2 separate regions of the Homo sapiens genome follow, and region 1 is linked to region 2. A link is a loop called in an ENCODE intact Hi-C map of the cell type or tissue named here. Cell type or tissue: B cell. All regions are shown on one strand. Links, peaks and the distances in the headings refer to the core of each region. The heading gives the core; the rest is flanking DNA.

Region 1 (4,408 bases), core at 140-4,139, 74 kb before region 2:
GGCAGGTGAGAGAATTTCTTTATGGCCAGTTCAGTTCTTACACACAAAGGTGAGGGAAAGTTAGAGTCATATTTTCAGATTTTATGGCTGGCTTTGGGGAAAAGGGTCTCCCTCAGGAGATGAGGCGTGACAAACAGCAGGGCAGGAGAAGGCCAGAGAGAAACTTTGCTTCTGAAGCTGCTTCTGAGAACTTCACTTTGGGGTATTATTTTTGAGCCTCAATAGGAGTGAAAATGAGATCCAGAAAAGCTGGGGAAGAAGGAAAGAACTGTGCTGGGTATCGGAATCAGCAAATGAATGGTATGTATATTTCACTTAGGTTTAAGAAAATAAACTCTTCCAGATTTTCCTGTAAGATACCGTATCCTGACTGAATATACACATCAGACTTATCTTCAGTACGAAGGGTGACTATTTTTCAGTTTTCTCCAGAATACTCCAAGAATTCTGCGTTTTAGATTCTTATGTGTTATGGAGATTGAGGAGAGAAGAGAACATTCCCTTTTCTGTTTTCTCATTTTCTTTTTTTTCTTTTCTTTTCTTTTTTTTTTTTTTTTTTTTTGGGGACGGAGTATTGTTCTATTGCCCAGGGGCTGTAGTGCAGAGGCGCCATCTCTGCCTCCGGGGTTCAAGTGATTCTCCTGCCTCAGCCTCCCGAATAGATGGGATCACAGCTACCCAACACCATGCCTGGCCAAATTTTTGGTTTTTAGTAGAGACAGGGTTTCACCATATTGTCCAGGCTGGTCTTGAACCCCTGAACTCAAGTGATCCACCCACCTTGGCTTCCAAAGTGCTGAGATTACAAACATGAGCCACTGCACCCAGTCCCTTTTCTGATATATATGCACTAATTAAGAAAATAATAACCATATATTTATAAAATAAGAAAATAAGCATATATACATATGTTTTATATATATACACTATATATAAAATATATATATAGTGTGTGTGTGTATGTGTGTGTGTGTGTATATATATACATATATATACGTATATATATATATGTACGTATATATATACACACACACACACATACACACACACACACACACACACATACATTCTAGAGGCTGGTCTGCCTGAGATTTAGGCAGAGACACAGTTCCAGACCATATTAATCACCATTGTCTCTATTTGTCCATCCCTCTGTTTCCTTTGTGGCTCTTCTCTTCCTTCCCTTTAAAGGTGGAAGGTCCTTAGAATCACGTTTAAGTCCTTTTCTCTGTCTACACTCTCTCCACACATGAGCACTTTCATTTCTGGGATTTTGCTTGCCACATATGAACTCCCAGCAATTGCATTCCTTATAATTTGCAAACTCACATATCCAACTGGCAATAGACAGTTTCTACCACATGTTGTATCAGTCAACTTATAGAGGATATCTGTTTATTTTTATTTCCTCACATGTTTCAGTTTACCTCCTGCCGAAAGAAATCATTGTTCATTCCTTTTTCTCCTTATAGTATTCAGGATAACTGATACTAAGTATGATTACTATTTTTAGTTTTATTCCATACAAAAATCAAACATGCAAGAGAGTAGGAAGTAGATTTATTGTATTCACCTTTATAACTTGAGTACAACATACAACCTGGTTTAGAGAAAGGTCATTTTTACTTACATCTCTCATATAATAATGATGAGTAAATAAATTATACCCTTTATTCTCTCATCAGGTTGCACAGTCAGGCTAGGAATTTTGTATTAAAGAATGAACACATACAGGAAGTTCCTATAGTAAAAGTTTAATGAACAACATAAAATAATGAATTGAGTAGATATAAGGAACATGTTTTATTACACTAACCACAGTGTAAAGATGCACATGATGTTATATGAACAAAAATAATTTAAATCTTATGAATAGCTAAATAAATATTTAAATAGATAAATCAGTTTATCAGCATGGTCATAGTTATAGCAGAAGTGAGAGTCTTTGAAATGGCAGAATTCATGAAAGCGTGACCTGGTATATGAGTCAATAAGAATTGTTTCATGTTGGACCAGGTGTTATTCCTTCCTCCTTAATCTTTCTTGCAAGTTTGTTGATAAAGAGAGGGATCTCATGATTTCTGCTCTGACAACCTCCCAGGCACAAGGGCTGTATTTCTTCTCTGTCAGATAGAGAGTGATTCTTCGGAAGTATTTCTTCACAGCCAAGATGGAGTCCGCATTCATCAGGGGAGTTTCTCCCACCCTCTCCTCCTGCATCACACAGGCTTCCAAGTCATTCAGCTGCTGGTAGAGTTCGGTGCAGAATTTGTCTAGGAGGTCCTCATCCCAAGCAGCAGATGAATCTTTTGTGGTAAAGAGGTTGAAGATCTGCTGGATCAGCTCATGGAGGACAGAGATGGCTGGAGCCTTCTGGAACTGGTTGCCATCAAACTCCTCCTGGGGAAATCCAAAGTCATGTCTGTCCATCAGACAGGAGGAAGGAGAGATTCTGCTCATTTGTGCCAGGAGCATCAAGGTCCTCCTGTTATCCAGGCTGTGGGTCTCAGGGAGATCACAGCCCAGAGAGCAGCTTGACTTGCAGCTGAGCACCACCAGGGCCATCAGTAAAGCAAAGGGCGAGGCCATCATAGATATTGCAGATGCTTCTGGGCTTGCTGAGATGGGTGACTCTGAACCTTGGGCTCTAGGTTCTCTGAAGGCTTTGCTTCCTGCAGATGCCTTAAATAGGGAACATACTGATTTCCACTTTCTTAATGCTTCTGGACCACTTTCCATTTCTGTTTTTGCTTTCCTTCTTGAACTCTTTACATGAGTTTAGAGCCGTGTTTCTCAACCATTTTGTTTTTCATTATTGTCTCCCCCATCTTGTTCCCAGAGACTTTTTAGATTTTTTTTCCTAATTGAACCCACCGTGAAAATTTAATAACACAGATATAATATCTATCTATTTGTGTACTATATGTATATCTCTATACTCAAAAAGTACAAAGTTTAATCATTTTATTCAATGCAAGTTTAAAAATAACCAAATGAAAATTTTAAGATAAAAGTTAAATTTAAACGCTATTCAAATTTAACTTAACTTTATAACTAAATTTGCTTGTGGGCTTCAATATAGTTTATTTACTGATATAAATTGTAATGTATTAAATTACATAAGAAATTTAACAAATTATAAACATTATCTAATGTTTCTAGATAAACATTATACAGCTAAGTAATGAATGTTTATGAATTATTTGAAACTGATAAAGACTTAATAATTTAAAATATTTTTATCATTTATTTTTATTATACTTAACTTTTAATTTTGTTGCATGTGAGAAAATTTTTAACTTCACTAGCTGCTAGATACTCACCTAGAGAGTGTGAAGAATTTTTTCTTCAATTCTTGACCTAAATATAGATGTGTTGAACAACTTCAGTAGAATTGTTAAAATATAAATTATTTATATTTCATTTCAAAGCCCACAACACAGACAGAAATGCTAAGGATCAAACATAAGCAATATCTATAAGATGGCCAGTGACAAACCATATGTATGCAGAGGACACCTCTCATGATATGACTTTGAGATCTAATACATCTTGGAAAGTACTCCAATCACAGCTACCCATTTGCCATAGGTTTGTAATGCTGAACTTTTATACCTTTTGTGTATCTTCCATGAACTCAATGTCAGTGCTTCTCATGTGATACACAAGAAAACCCAATGGAGAGAAAAAAAAAAAAACTAAGGAATAAGATTTTGTTAAATAGGTTGAGCTTTGAAGGGCCACAAACCATTTAAATATGTAAGATTTGTTCCCACTCCCAAGAACTAACTTCTACATCCTTGGGAGTAGTATCATATGCAATGAGAATACACAATTGAAAAAACATCCTCGATTTGATTAAAAATTTTTTGCATGAAAGTTCAAATTTCCAAGGTGCCTTCAGAGGTTCTTTGCTGATTCCTAGCAAACTAAAGGAAACTATCTTTGTCCTAGATGCGCATAATAGGATGTAAATATAATAACATAAATAAGTAGACAATTGTTTTACATAGCATGCCAGACACCAGATATCTTTCTTTCTCATTTCATTTTCATAGAAAGCAAAAGTTGTCACTTTTTGCATCCTAACTAATGGGAACAAAAAGATAACACAAGTGGCCGGGCGTCGTGGCTCACATGTGTAATGCCAGCACTTTGAGAGGCCGAGGCAGACGGATCATCTGAGGTTGGGAGTTTGAGACCAGCCTGACCAACATAGTGGAGGTTAAGGGGTGGGAAAGAACAGAAGCAAAATAGTAGAAGGGATGTAGGTCAAGGTAACACGTAAGTATGGGCTGGAAGAAAAGTAATTACTCCTGGTCCACAGTGTGTTTTCAGATTTACCGAACCCCATCTTGCAAATATACCAACTGCAAGAGTTTATACACAAGAAAGAGAAATTTTTGAG
Region 2 (4,408 bases), core at 184-4,183:
AATTTTGTCAAAATAATTTTAGGCATGCATAAAAATAGTTATGATTTTTAATCTTTTATTGTGTAAATAAGGAGTATGGCATTTATTGATTCCAACATATTAAAATATTCTTGCATCCCAGGAATAAATCAAGCTTGATCATAATAAATGATCCTTTTATAGTGCTTTTGAATTTCATTTGCAACTACTTTGTGGATGATTTTGCATCTGTGTTCATCAGGAATATTGGCTGTAATTTTTTTTTTTCTTGTAATGTCCATCTCTGGCTTAGGTATCAAGGTAATGCTGGCTTCATAAAATGAGTTTGGGAGTATTCCTCCTTAATTTTTTCAAAGATTTGGTTCTGTTTAAATGTTTGGTGAAATTCAGGAGTAATCAGATCTAAAAAAACGTAAGAACACTAAAAATAAATGATAAAAATATTTTAAAGTTTTAAGTGTTTATCACTTTCAAATAATTTTTAAGTATTCATTACTTAGAAAATGTTTATCTATAAACATTAGAAAATGTTTATAATTTGTTAATTTGCTTATGTAATTTGATACACTACAATTTATTTGTTTGTTTGTTTTTTGAAACAGAGTCTCACTCTGACACCCAGGCTGGAGTGCAGTGGCACAATCTCGGCTCACTGCAACCTCCACCTCATGAGTTCAAGGAATTCCCTGCCTCGGCCTCCTGAGTAGCTGGGATTACAGGTGCACACAACCATGCCTAGCTAATTTTTTTTTTGTTTTTTTTTTGTTTTTTTCGTTGAGATGGGGTTTCACCGTCTTGGCCAGGCTGGTCTTGAACTCCTGACCTCGTGATCCACCCACCTCGGACTCCCAAAGTGCTGGGATTACAGGCGTGAGCCACCTCGCCAGGCCTACAGTACAATTTATATCAGTAAATAAATTACGTTGAAGTCCATAAGCAAATTTAGTTATAAAGTTAAGAAAAATTTGAATAGATTTTAAATTTAACTTTTAGCTTAAATTTTTCATTTGGTTATTTTTAAACCTGCATTGAATACAAAGATTAAACTTTGTACTTTTTGATTATAGAGATATACATATAGTATATAAATAGATACATATTGTATCTGTGTTATTAAATTTTCACGGTGGGTTCAATTAGGAAAAAGATATCTAAAAAGTCTCTGGGAACAAGATGGGGAAGACAATAATGAAAAACAAAACATTTGAGAAACACGGCTCTAAACTCATGTAAAGAGTGCATGAAGGAAAGCAAAAACAGAAATGGAAAGTGGCCCAGAAGCATTAAGAAAGTGGAAATCAGTATGTTCCCTATTTAAGGCATTTGCAGGAAGCAAGGCCTTCAGAGAACCTAGAGCCCAAGGTTCAGAGTCACCCATCTCAGCAAGCCCAGAAGTATCTGCAATATCTACGATGGCCTCGCCCTTTGCTTTACTGATGGTCCTGGTGGTGCTCAGCTGCAAGTCAAGCTGCTCTCTGGGCTGTGATCTCCCTGAGACCCACAGCCTGGATAACAGGAGGACCTTGATGCTCCTGGCACAAATGAGCAGAATCTCTCCTTCCTCCTGTCTGATGGACAGACATGACTTTGGATTTCCCCAGGAGGAGTTTGATGGCAACCAGTTCCAGAAGGCTCCAGCCATCTCTGTCCTCCATGAGCTGATCCAGCAGATCTTCAACCTCTTTACCACAAAAGATTCATCTGCTGCTTGGGATGAGGACCTCCTAGACAAATTCTGCACCGAACTCTACCAGCAGCTGAATGACTTGGAAGCCTGTGTGATGCAGGAGGAGAGGGTGGGAGAAACTCCCCTGATGAATGCGGACTCCATCTTGGCTGTGAAGAAATACTTCCGAAGAATCACTCTCTATCTGACAGAGAAGAAATACAGCCCTTGTGCCTGGGAGGTTGTCAGAGCAGAAATCATGAGATCCCTCTCTTTATCAACAAACTTGCAAGAAAGATTAAGGAGGAAGGAATAACATCTGGTCCAACATGAAAACAATTCTTATTGACTCATACACCAGGTCACGCTTTCATGAATTCTGTCATTTCAAAGACTCTCACCCCTGCTATAACTATGACCATGCTGATAAACTGATTTATCTATTTAAATATTTATTTAACTATTCATAAGATTTAAATTATTTTTGTTCATATAACGTCATGTGCACCTTTACACTGTGGTTAGTGTAATAAAACATGTTCCTTATATTTACTCAATCCATTATTTTGTGTTGTTCATTAAACTTTTACTATAGGAACTTCCTGTATGTGTTCATTCTTTAATATGAAATTCCTAGCCTGACTGTGCAACCTGATTAGAGAATAAAGGGTATATTTTATTTGCTTATCATTATTATATGTAAGATGTAAGTAAAAATGACCTTTCTCTAAACCAGGTTGTATGTTGTACTCAAGATATAAAGCTGAATACAATAAATCTACTTCCTACTCTCTTGCATATTTGGTTTTTGTATGGAATAAAACTAAAGATGGTAATCATACTTAATATCAGTTATCCTAAATACTATGAGAAGAAGGAGCAACTAATGATTTCTCTCAGCAGCGGGTAAACTGAGACAGGTGAGGAAATAAAAATAAACAGATATCCTCAAAAGTTGACTGGTAAACATCTAGTAGAAAATGTCTATTGCCAGTTGGATATATGAGTTTGCAACTTACAAGGAATGCAGTTGCTGGGGGTTCATACATGGCAAGCAAAATCCCAGAAATGGAAGTGCTCATGTGTGGAGAGAGTGTAGACAGAGAAAAGGACTTAAGCAGGATTTTGAGGACCTTCCACCTTTAAAGTGAGGGAAGAGAAGAGACACAGAGGAACCAGAGGTGGTGTCCCTTATATTAGACTAACAACAAGAGAGATTGGTGATTAATATGGTTTGGATCTGTGTCCCTGCCCAAATCTCATGTGGAATTGCAATCCCCAGTGTTGGAGGTAGGGCCTGGTGCGGGGTGACTGGGTCATGGCTATTTCTCATGGTTTAACACCATCCCCTTTGGTGCTGTCATGGTGATAGTGAGCCCTCCTGAGATCTAGTTGTTTAAAAGTGTGTGGCACCTACCCCTACCCTTCCTCTTGCTCTCGCTTTACCTTCCTCTCTGAAGCCTCCCCAGAAGCAGATGCTGCCATGCTTCCTGTATAGCCTGCAGAATTGTGAGGCAATTAAACCTCTTTTCTTATAATTTACCCAGTCTCAGCTATTTCTTTGTAGCACTGCAACAATGGACTGATACTGTGATAAAAGTGTATTTAAGAAGATAAATGTGCGGGGAAGATGAATCAGTAGATTTTCCCAAGATACGGATTAAAACTGCCCAGTAATTGGGAAATAGATAGCCTTGGCAATCTTAGTGAGAGAGCTGGTTTGGTGGAATTAATAAGTAGAAGTCATACTGCAGTAGGATCCAAGTAAGAGAAGTTAGTGACTCTGAAGTGAAGATGGAAATAGAATGGAATTTGAAAAGAATGTGGATTATTGTTTTTGTACACAGTTTTTTTTTCTTTTTTGCAGTATATTTTTTCCGGATAGATTTCATGTAACTGATGTACTGGCAACCATATTGATATGTTTAGTATATTTATGTTAAATTAAAATATTTAATTACAATGATAATTTTTCATTTTTTAAATAAATACTACTTTGAATATCAGTAAGCTGCCTTAATTCTGTAGGTGGGAATAGAAAACTAATTCAATCCGTCATCACAATATTTAATTAATACTGATAATATAATGATTCCTGGACCTACTGGCTTTATTAATTAAGTTACTTAACTTGCGTAATTGTAACACTGGTTTACTATAATTTTACTTCAGCTTTTAACACATTTTATTTTCTGGTAGAGCTCATATATTACTTCTTGGCAATTTTTCCTGATGTTATGAATATTACAATCTTATGCCAATCCAAAAATAACTAAATTACCATCAACATAAAGACTGAAAACTTCCTTCACAAATTAATAATGAAAAGGGAATCAACGAATCTCTGTCTCAATACTTAAGATAAAGAAAAAGTTGGTCATAACCAGCTGAAAATACAGTATGAACCATGGAAATTCAGAGAGCAAGAAAGAGTTGTGTAGAATTCACAAGGAAAAAAAAAGATTTAACAATTATAACTGGGCCGGGTGCAGTGGCTCATGCCTGTAATCCCAGAACTTTGGGAGGCCGAGGCAGGAGGATCACGAGGTCAGGAGATCGAGACCATCCTGGCTAACACAGTGAAACCCCGTCTCTACTAAAAAATACAAAAAATTAGCCAGGCGTGGTGGCAGGCACCTGTAGTCCCAGCTACTGGGGAGGCTGAGACAAGAGAATGGCATGAATCCAGGAGGCGGAGCTTGCAGTGAGCCAAGATCATGCTACTGCACTCCAGCCTGGGCGACAGAGCAAGCAAGCCGTCTC

What was found. Hi-C counts contacts between places; a loop is a spot of excess contacts. Peaks named below come from ENCODE experiments on the same cell type or tissue, not always from the same donor. Only the 100,000 strongest peaks of a DNase experiment are listed, where the experiment ranks them.
Region 1: a loop joins it to region 2, with 11 times the contacts of the local background. A loop is called at or near these places in 1 of 110 quality-filtered maps.

What each region holds. Positions count from the first base shown.
Region 1 is chr9:21,365,419-21,369,826 of GRCh38, forward strand. It overlaps IFNA13 (interferon alpha 13), which reads right to left and starts at 2,639. Exons shown (of 1, transcript NM_006900.4): 1 at 1,954-2,639. The coding sequence starts at 2,592. The coding sequence ends at 2,020. In B cell, for the core only: no CTCF peak of the experiment used is centred there; a DNase peak (open chromatin) is centred at 1,968; H3K27me3 peaks cover 119 bases.
Region 2 is chr9:21,439,117-21,443,524 of GRCh38, forward strand. It overlaps IFNA1 (interferon alpha 1), which reads left to right and starts at 1,323. Exons shown (of 1, transcript NM_024013.3): 1 at 1,323-2,200. The coding sequence starts at 1,392. The coding sequence ends at 1,961. In B cell, for the core only: no CTCF peak of the experiment used is centred there; no DNase peak of the experiment used is centred there; H3K27me3 peaks cover 339 bases.